Regions from separate parts of the Homo sapiens genome. Here region 1 is linked to region 2. A link is a loop called in an ENCODE intact Hi-C map of the cell type or tissue named here. Cell type or tissue: PC-9. All regions are shown on one strand. Links, peaks and the distances in the headings refer to the core of each region. The heading gives the core; the rest is flanking DNA. Region 1 overlaps TTC39C (tetratricopeptide repeat domain 39C). Region 2 overlaps TTC39C (tetratricopeptide repeat domain 39C).

What was found. A loop is a pair of places that touch in the nucleus more often than their neighbours do. Peaks named below come from ENCODE experiments on the same cell type or tissue, not always from the same donor. Only the 100,000 strongest peaks of a DNase experiment are listed, where the experiment ranks them.
Region 1: a loop joins it to region 2, with 5 times the contacts of the local background. A loop is called at or near these places in 29 of 110 quality-filtered maps.

What each region holds. Positions count from the first base shown.
Region 1 is chr18:24,020,747-24,026,124 of GRCh38, forward strand. All of the region lies in intron 1 of TTC39C (tetratricopeptide repeat domain 39C), which reads left to right. Among named protein-coding and RNA genes, the nearest start is that of TTC39C-AS1, 8.0 kb to the left of the region's middle. In PC-9, for the core only: a CTCF peak has its summit at 2,835 (motif pointing right); DNase peaks (open chromatin) are centred at 1,091 and 2,955; H3K27ac peaks cover 753 bases.
Region 2 is chr18:24,073,504-24,078,881 of GRCh38, forward strand. All of the region lies in intron 4 of TTC39C (tetratricopeptide repeat domain 39C), which reads left to right. Among named protein-coding and RNA genes, the nearest start is that of TTC39C-AS1, 61 kb to the left of the region's middle. RefSeq lists an enhancer at 2,742-3,036. In PC-9, for the core only: a CTCF peak has its summit at 2,941; a DNase peak (open chromatin) is centred at 2,868; H3K27ac peaks cover 362 bases.

The DNA of each region.
Region 1 (5,378 bases), core at 291-5,290, 53 kb before region 2:
TTTCCAAGTATGTTTGATCTGCGGCTGGTTGTGGAATTCGCGGATACTGAGGGCTGACTGTATTGTATTAACCGATTGAGTGAGATTACCTTTTTTCCCCTCATTTAGTTGAAAGAAGCTATATTGAGTGAAATAAAGTTTTGATGAGGATTTTTTTTTTAAAGGGAGAGAGAAGTAATATTGAAACATGGAAGCACTTTCTATTCTAGTTACACGAAACCACTTGTAGATCCCCAAACGTGGTATTTCAGGAGCCTAGACCTTTCACGCAGCCTGTTTTAGTTCCTGAAATATCATTTTTGCACCTGGTCTCCTTTCCCAGGGTAATCCTCCTATTTACCCAGCAGCAGCAGTGGGACTGGAAGAGGCTACGAAGGACTCAGGGAGAAGAGAGAGTGTCAAGAAAGTACAGAAAAGTAGATGGCTGTGTGGCAAAGATGAATTGATCTACTTCAAAACTGCCTAGTGCTAGCTCTACCCTGTGAAAGGAGTCAGGTGGGGTAGGGAAGAACTGGTCCCTGTCCTACACAGCACCTCTTTCAGCACGTCCTCTCCTCCCAACACCCTAAATTCGCGAGGCCGCTGCTCATTCTGTAACGTGGGTCCGTTTGGGGGTTGAATAGCCTTTGTGGGCTAACCTGGGGAAAATGCCTTCCAGTTTCTGAACAAGTGACTGCGAATACATGTTTTTATGTAAAATTATTCATGCATTTGCTGTGTAGGAAGAGAAAGTCATGCCTCCTTGAAGTGGATTTGATGATTGAGCTGGGGTTTTGCTTTTTTTCTTTCCTTCTTTTTTTTTTTTTTTTTTTTTTCCGAGACAGAGTCTTGCTCCATTGCCCAGGCTAGAGTGCAATGGCACGATCTTGGCTCACTGCAACCTCCGCCTCCTGGGTTCAAGGGATTCTCCTGCCAAGCTGGGCCTTTTCTTATGTAAAGATGGTTGGTGGTTTGCACCACCCTTTTCCCTAGCTGAGGTTGCTTTCTCCATCTCTTCCTTCTTGCTCAATAATTTCAGAACACAAGAAATATGCCTACATATATCTAAGGTAGTTACCCCTGTCTTACAGGAAAACTCAGTTATTACAGAGAAAGCCCCTAGAGAGTCAGGAAGTTCATCTCTTTAAAAAGTCTGTGTTCACAGAGTTTCTGCCATGAACAGGACAAAGGTGAGAGGCAGGTCTTTCCTTCAAGGAGGCATTACTTCATACCTTTATTCAAATCTACCTCAAACAGAGTCACTTTAACACTTAGTCTTGTCCAAAGCTGTAACATCTGTGAACTCACTGGCTTAGGTGACTTTTTTTTCTTGTGTACGTCAATGTAAACACATAATGATAAATGTAAACACATAATGATTTCAGGTATATGGGAGGATGTGTGTAGGTGATATGCAAATACTGTGCCATTTTCTATCAGGGATTTGAGCATCCACAGAATTTGGTATCCGCCGGGGGTCCTGGAACCAATCCCCCATGGATACTGAGGGATGACTACATATGTGACTTAGAGAACACATTCTTTTAAAGGCTCACATCTTTTGCTTTGTGGGCTGGCATTGAGCCAGCCCACAGCCCCAGCCTTGCCTGAACTTTTCTCCTTGTTTAATTCCCCTGCCAGCTCTGTGAGGAGTGCCTTTATTATCTCCCTTAGACAGAGGGAGGAGGAAGAGCCCTGGGATGTGAAGTGGCCCAACTCGGGTCTCGCAGCAGTAGTGGGGAGTGCTGGGGTTGAAACTGGGCTGCATGGCTCCAGAGTCTGGGTGTGACCATGTGCTATCTACCTCTCTTACAGAACTTCTACAGTAAAAGGATTCACATGTGTCCTGTCAAAGCCATTTTGGGGCAAGTTCCTTCAGTAATATGCAGATTGCACTCTGACACCCAGAAGCTATCCATCAAACCCCCAGAGAGATCTGTCTTCAGGGGAGATGTCACCCCAAGCTTTAGACGCTCTGTGGCTCCCAGTCTTGTGTAGGATAAAGCCCAGCCTCCTGGCCTGGCCTCCGATGTCCTGTGATGTGGCCCTGTCTGCTTCCTGTCCTGCTGCCCTTGTCCCTTCCATGCTAGTTGTGCTGGAATATTTTACGTCATCCAGCCAGGTATATCTTGCTCTTCCAGACACGGCTCAGATTTTTAGCAAAAGGTTGTATGACTCCTCTGCACTCCTGCGGCATCCCATCCTTACCTTTATCCGGCACTTGTGTTGCATCAAAATTGTTTACACATCTGCCTGTCTGCATGAGAGGGCTGAGATGCTAGAGTTGGGTAATACCTGGACATCCTCTCCAGGTGTTCCTGGCCTTCCTGAGGTTGCTGGAGTTATGTGGGGTCCAAGTTGTTAAAGGCATAGCAGCTCCCCTTTATTTGCAGTCAGCAAGTGCAGCCCAGGAGGCGGCTGCCCTGTAGGAGCTCTGAAAGCCTTGTTCCTCATCACTCCCTCCCATTCTGATGGCATGGGTGTGTCTCTTGACCCAATTTGAGGTGCTCCAGACAGGCCCTAATATTGATGTTCTGCTTCTCATAAGCAGTTGCCAGAGCTCCTGCCTGGCCCCGTCGCTGCCTTTGCCTTGGAACGTCCAGGCTGCCCTGTGCTGAGTAAGGGCGATGGGAAGCAAAGCCGCTGCTGAGCCACATGCAGGTCTCAACAGTGCCATCACAAGGAAAGCTGGGCCCTAATGACACTCAGTCTCCTGCTTCCAAAGAGGTCACAGGTGTCAGCTGCACCTGGCCTGGGCATTGTAACTCTGGATGGCTGCTCTGTGAGCTGTTCTCTACTCAGTGTTGTGTGCAGTGACAAGGAGGCCAGCCCAACTGGTGGGACTTGTGCTTCTCCCATCTGATCCCTTGCAGGGCTCTGGGGTACCCCTAGGGGGTGGTGCTATGATAATGCTCTGATGTGATTTGCCTGCCTGGCATGAGAAAGTAGAAATGTAACTGCCAGATTCCAAAAGCCAGATCCTGCATTTCAGGAAGAACTGGTCTCTGGGAGAATCTGGTGGCTAGGAGGGGAAGCTTGCTAGAGCAGTGACTCTCGACTCTGTCACACCAAATGCCCCCTTTTGCTAACAATTCCCCTTTTATGATTGTAATTCCCCTTTTATGATCCTGAAATGAAATTGATAGATGAAATAACCTACTCATGCATACAATGTCTAAAAATCAATAGAATGCCCAAATAAAATTACATATATATATATGCATGTATATATATATATATATATATATATATATACATATATATATATATATATATATATATATATATATATTTTTTTTTTTTTTTGAGACGGAGTCTCACCTTGCCTCCCAGGCTGGAGTGCAATGGCCGATCTTGGCTCACTGCAACCTCCACCTCCCAGGTTCAAGCAATTCTCCTGCCTCAGCCTCCCGAGTAGCTGGGACTACAGGTGTGTACCACCACGCCAGGCTAATTTTTGTACTTTTAGTAGAGACCGGGTTTCGCTATATTGGTCAGGCTGGTCTTGAACGTCTGACCTAATGATCTGCCTGCCTCAGCCTCCCAAAGTGCTGGGATTACAGGCATGAGCCACCGCGCCTGGCCTACATATATTTTTAAAGTGTAAATGCTCAGCACACCTTTATCCGATGATAAAATGAAGTAGTTAGATGATTGCACCCTTGTATAATGAAGAAATTTGGATTTAGGAGAAGGTGAGAAGGCGCTGCAGAGGAGGAGAGAAAAGAGCAGGTATGCTTTAAAATGAAGGAAGTAACAGACTAAATTTACCCGTAAATGTTAAGGGAAGGAGGGAAATAACCCTAACCTGCCAAGGCAAAATACTGGCTGTTGAAGTGGTTTTAATAAGAAGTGTGACATTTTTGCAGTGAACCAGGCCTTCTTTGTCAGGATGGTATTAATTTCCTGTGTTAAGACATAGGATGTGTGCTGACAGAGTGTCTCAGAAAACATATCTCCCATCGTTAAATCCCTCTGCACACCAACAACTTTAGAGACCATTGCCTTTAATAGGTGTCCAGGATTAGACGATGAATTGAAAAAATGTTTATAGGATAGTTGAGTGGCAACCGACTCCTGAGGACAGTTTCAGAGTAAGGTTGAAAAACAAGATTCAAACCCAAAATAAATAGTTGGTTTTTGTTTGTTTTTGTTTGTTTGTTTTGACAGTCTCACTGTATCTCCCAGGCTGGAGTGCAGTGGCATGATCTCAGCTCACTGCAACCTCCAACTCCTGGGTTCAGGCGATTCTCGTGCCTCAGCCTCCTAATTAACTGGGTCTACAGGTGCGTGCCGCCACACCCGGCTAATTTTTGTATTTTTGGTAGAGATGGGGTTCTGCCATGTTAGCTAGGCTGGTCTTGAACTCCTGGCCTCAACTGATCTGACCGTCTCGGCCTCTAAAAGTGCTGGGATTACAGTCATGAGCCACTGCGCCCGGCCTCCAAAATAAAATAATTTTGACATGTCATTTTCATGACAGAAGTTTCAGTATGCTACGTATCCTTAAGAATATTGGGTGGCAGAAATGAAATAAATGTACTAATGAAATGTATCCAGGATTTCATGTATCTTCAATAATTTATTTGGCTTTAAATACATTAAAAGGAGCTTTCAGTATCCCTATTAAATATTGGCAGGTGATATACAAATGCAAACTGGTTTAGCTGCGGTTTGTTGACAACTCAGATGCCACAAGCAGTGTTGCTGTTGGTGACATGGTTTTCCATAATTGTAAACAAATCTTGATAAACTGTGTATTTAAGCAGTGTAAGGAATATTTTGTGTTTCTACATAAATGGAGGTAGATTCTAGAACTAAATAAACAGTTTTTCATCTGTGTGAACTTCCAGAAAATGTTCAAAAGTTTTGCGGGACATGAGACAGTGTGCTGGATGATCTCATACATTGCAGGATGCCTTGGGTCGTTGGTCCCATTCCACTACAGTCATCATGTCACCCCAGAACGGCCCAACAGGTTTGCAAAATGTCTCCATTGAGAGGCGCTGAGCTTGGGGTGGGAGGGTTTAGGACCAGATTTGGTCTCTGTGGCTGAATCCCCTAGCCTGCTTAGAACAGCACAATAGCAGGGTCTTTCTGCAGACAAAGTGGGGCTGTAGGAAGGGAAGAGGCTGCCCAGGCTGGCACAGCTGTGGCTGAAGGAGAGAGGCAGAGAAGGGAGTGTCTCTGTTGCGTTGGTGACGGCAGGCAGCAGGACAGAGGCCAGGTGTAGGGTCCCTTGAGAGGTAAAGAGCCCCTAGTGTTGGGCTCCCTGGGTCCCACTGCCCCTAAACACCAGTCACACACACATTGCTTCTAGAGCCCAAACAGCTCCAGAAAAGTATGGCAGTTCAGGTTTCTCTGTCCCTTGCCATGTGGATGGAGAACTACTGAGGTTC
Region 2 (5,378 bases), core at 95-5,094:
GCATTCCCTCCTCATATCAATCCTGGTTCTTTTTTTTTTTAAGAGGCAAGGTCTCACTCTGTCATCCAGGCTGGAGATCATAGCTCACTTCAGCCTTGAGGTCCCAGGTTCAAGTGATCCTCTTGCCTCAGCCTCCTGAGTAGCTGGGACTACAGGCATGTACCACCACACCTGGCTAATTTTTTAAAAATTTTTTGTAGAGATAGGGGTCTCACTATGCTGCCCAGGCAGGTCTTGAACTCCTGGGCTCAAGCAATCCTTCCGCCTTGTCCTCCCAAAGTGTGGGGATTACAGGTGTGAGCCACCATGCCCAGCCAATCTGGCCTTTGTTGTGCTATTACTTATACCCTGTACATCACCATTTACTGCAGGTATCACATAGCAATACTCATATTTATTTACATGTCTGCCTAAAGTATTAGGCTACATACCCCTTGAGGGCAGGGACTGTGCAATCTACCTGCTGTTTTACCTCTTCCCCACATATGTTGAGCATTTCCTATGTGCCCACATGCTGTGAGATGATAGGTGCTGGTAGTCTTGAGATGAATGAGATGCACTTCATGCCCTGGGAGAACTCATGGTTTGGCAGTAGGAACAAATAAGTAAGTAAATAAATTCTAATTCAGCAGGATACTTCAGCCATAGACATATAAGTTAGTTATAGAGGTTGAATAGGGAACAAGTGTTTCTGAATCTTTGGGAAGATCAAGGATCCCTTATCCCTGAGGAGGTTTATAAAGCATGAAGGTCCGTTTCCTTCTCTGTGTCCTTAGAACCTGGTAGGACGTTTTTGCCTAGAACATGGTGGGTGGATACTAAAATCCATTCATGCCTAGTGTTCCATTATTGGAACGCTAAGCATGTGGGAGTTATTTATATCCTACGGTTCAAGGTCATTGCCAAGATCTGATTGCAAAAATTCACAAATTTGCAACCTCAGGCATAATTAAAGGGAGGAAATGGAGGAAAGGTAATGCCATTCAGGAAGATATTGGGATTGGAGAAGTGAGCCTATTAGAAGTCTGTTGGTGACACATGAAAAAATGCTCATCATCACCGGCCATCAGAGAAATGCAGATCAAAATCACAATGAGATACCATCTCACATAAGTTAGAATGGTGATCGTTAAAAAGTCAGGAAACAACAGGTGCTGGAGAGGATGTGGAGAAATAGGAACACTTTTACACTGTTGGTGGGACGGTAAACTAGTTCAACCATTGTGGAAGACAGTGTGGCGACTCCTCAGGGATCTAGAACTAGAAATACCATTTGACCTAGCCATCTCATTACTGGGTATATACCCAGAGGATTATAAATCATGCTGCTATAAAGACACATGCACATGTATGTTTATTGCGGCACTATTCACAATAGCAAAGACTTGGAACCAACCCAAATATCCATCAATGATAGACTGGATAAAGAAAATGTGGCACATATACACCATGGAATACTATGCAGCCATAAAAAAGGATGAGTTCATGTCCTTTGTAGGGACATGGATGAAGCTGGAAACCATCATTCTGAGCAAACTATTGTAAGGACAGAAAACTAAACACGCATGTTCTCACTTATAGGTTAGAATTGAACAATGAGAACACTTGGACACAGGGTGGGGAACATCACACACCGGGGCCTGTCGTGGGGTGGGGGGAGTGGGGAGGGTTGGCATTAAGAGAAATACCTAATGTAAATGACAAGTTAATGGGTGCAGCACACCAACATGGCACATGTATACATACGTAACAAACCTGCACATTGTGCACATGTACGCTAGAACTTAAAGTATAATTAAAAAAAAAAAAGTCTGTTGGTGAAGGTTGAAGATAACGAGGCAGTGGGCTGACTGGTGAAAACTAAATCATCTTTTGTCCTTCAAAGTCTTGGGCCAGGAACAGTGGCTCACACCTGTGCACGGTGGCTCCTAGCACTTTGGGAGGCCGAAGTGGGTGGATTGCTTGAGTCTAGGAGTTTGAGACCAGCCTGGGCAACATGGCAAAACCCATCTCTACTAAAAATACAAAAAATCAGCCAGGCTTGGTGGCGTGTGCCTGTAGTCCCAGCTACTCAGGAGGCTGAGGTGGAAGAATCACCTGAGCTTGGGAGGTCGGGGCTGCAGTAAGGTGAGATAGTGCCACTGCACTGCAGCCTGAGCAATCCAAGTGAGACCTTGTCTCAAAAAAAAAAAAAAAAAAACAAAAAAAAAACCTCTATTATTTGAGACACAAGAAAGGCAAGCCTGAATTGCCATGGGTTAACCAGCCTCCTTCCGGGACAGTTGGACAGACAGGCTTTAATAGATGCTTGCACCAGATACAGTCCCCCTGAAAAATTACAAAATTTATCCAAGATCAATTTCATGTAACTTGATATTCCCATTTTGCAAGCAGCTCTTGCCCTTTCCCAGGGAAGACTTCTGTCCCCGTATGGGGCAGGGTTTCCTCTCGCCCCCTCCATCTCTCAGCTAGTTGTTGCCTGGTCCTCATAAGGTGGGACAGATTGTCTGTTGCCCAGGCTGGAGTGCAGTGGCACAATCTTGGGTCACTACAACCTCCACCTCCTGGTTTCATGCTATTCTCCTGCCTCAGCCTCCTGAGTAGCTGGAACTACAGGCACCTGCCACCAAGCCCGGCTAATTTTTTTGTATTTTTTAGTAGAGACAGGGTTTCACCATGTTGGCCAGGCTGGTTTTGAACTCCTGACCTCAAGTGATCTGCCTGCCTCAGCCTCCAAAAGTGCTGGGATTACAGGCATGAGCCACCGCGCCCGGCCTGCTCTGTGGTTTTTCTGCTGTCTCCACCTCCCTCCACAGACACAGCGATAACGACAGCTGAATGATTCATACTTGACCTTTCAGAGCAGCCAGATGAAAGGCTGTGCAGGGTGTATGGCTCTTAAATAGCGTGTTCTCTGCTTGTTGGGAAGACATGCACTCAGCTGCTGTGTCCTCTCATGGAGCTGCTGGAGCGGCCCCTGTAGGAGCCACAGTGCAGAGCGTCCTGTTCTCGGTGCTGCATTCTCCCCCAGCCTCTGCCTCCTCCTGCTTGGCCTGGCTGTGGCTGGAATTTTTGCTTTACAGAGTGTGGGATGGAGAGTAGGGCAAGTCCCGAGAACCTGTTTCAGTGCCAAGTTGGACGCAGAATGTAGTAAAAGCAACATGGCCTCTCTCGACATGAGCATTAAGTTTGTTTTGACATACATCAGTTTATCATCTTTGACTCAGTCAAAAACGTTGGGTTCTGTTTCCTTGGCTCAAATTAAGGACCTTACAGCTTGTTACCATAGACTTTAACATGTGCCTTCAGACATTGGCACCCATCTTAGGCACAAAATTAAAGACGGATTGAATTCATTGTATTCTTATTCTAGAAGAGTGGGGTTTTCACCGTGGAGGTTTCTGTTGTGTTTTATTGATTTAGTTCCACGTACTCAGGATTGGATGGATTCTTAACGTTTGTTTCCAGTTCTACCATCCATTTCTGTAGCTCCTCACCTGAGGTCAGAATTGTTAGCATTCATGTCTATAATCCTGGTCCCTTCGACGTCACGTTGAGAGATGCCGTTTCTCCGGGAGCAGGTGTTCACTCCTCTGTTGGGCTTGCACCCTTTTGTCCCGGTGTGTCCCCTGCTTCACTCTGCCTCCAAGCCGCTCGCCCATCTGCTCCTTCCTACTGGCATTCCTGCTGCTCTCTCCTGGGGTGTTCCCTTTCCCTTAGTGCAAGCTTCACTTCCTTTAATAAAGCTGAGGTAGCCTGGAAAATACAGGATAAAATGGAGTTAAATTTATCCCTCCAAATTTCCAGTTAAGAATGGGTAGGAGTAAAGTGTTCTTCCGAAATCCTGCAGTAACTATTTTGCACTCTCTAATTTATTTATGTGTTTACTACATGGAAAACTATTTAGTGACAGAAAAAGGAGATAAAAAAGAACAATTCACTCATCATCTCAGCGTTGTTTGTTTTCACTCTTTCTGTATGTGACCCAATAGAGCATTTAAATATGTATGTTAAGTTGCATGCTTATTTTTTCCTTTGTTTATTTTCTTTTCTAATTTTATTGTGGGCATTAGGCGGGATTGGACAATGTTTTATAGTTCTTTGGCGTTCCTCAGGTGGCAAGCACAGTGCCAGGCACATAATAGAAACAGTCAATAGCCAATCGATATTTTTAGGGTTTTACAGATTTGTTTAAAATCTGCAGCCAGTGATTATTTGTTTTCAATTAGATTCCAATTGCCTCTGTGCTCTCAAGAATATATATTCTAGTTTCTATTTTTTTCTGCTTTTCTGTTAAACCTTTGGCTTTTTGGATTGTAACTGAGCATCATCTTTCTTGTTTGTGGACATGCTGGATCAATCCAGACACTTAAAAATCCACTTTGTTAGTATAAAAGAAGCTTCAAGGTTTTCTCCAGGCTTTCTTTTCCTACAGTGCTTCCCTTTAGGAGGGGAAAAAGTCATTGAGCCTCTTAAAGGAAGGATCTCTGTCTTATTTCACTTCGATTCACCCAGAACAGTGCTTGAAATGTGGTGTTTGTACAGTAAATATTCTTGTTAAGTAGAACGAATGAAAAGAAATTGTTTCAAATGTATTACTTTTATTATTTTAAAGTTACTAAAAAAACTTTGTAGATTAATTTGTTTTACTTGTTCATTCTACCCTATAGCATTCTTTTTAGTGGAGGTAGACTATAGGACATTAATCACCCAGAAGTTGTAGGATAGTTGTTTTTAAATGTGATCCCCTGGGTGATATGTTCATCATTTGTCAGAAAATTGATGCATTTAAGTAAAATAATAGCTTGATACCATAGATTGGGGGTCCCCAAGACCACCTCCAGGTTTGATGACTTACATTCAAGACTCATCTTACAGTCATATTTTTAGCTATGACTTCTTACAGCTAAATTACGTTGCAGTCTTATTTTTTCATTTGTATTGGTTTTCTTTCCTAATTTTATTGTGGATATTTGGAGGGCTTAGATTATGTTTTGTAGTTCGTTTGTGTTCCTTAGATACAAAGGAAAATCAGCAAAGGGAAAAAGCACATGGGGTGGCGGAGTCCAGGGGAGACCAGGCACAAGCTTCCAAGGCTTTGCTCTGCAGGGAGTCACACAGGATGTGCTAATTTGCTCCAGCAACGAGTTACGACAGCACAAATGAAATGTCACTAACCAGGAAATCTCATTAGAGACTTAATGCCAGAGTTTTTATTGGGGGCCGATCATGTAGGCACATAGACAAATTCCGGACTCCCAGAAGAAAAATCAGTGTTCAATGTACATCATATTATTTGTGCAGACAGTTTAGGTGCACACAGTGAGCCACTCTTATCAGTCCTGGAAATGGTAAGAACTTTCCCAGAATCCAAGCTT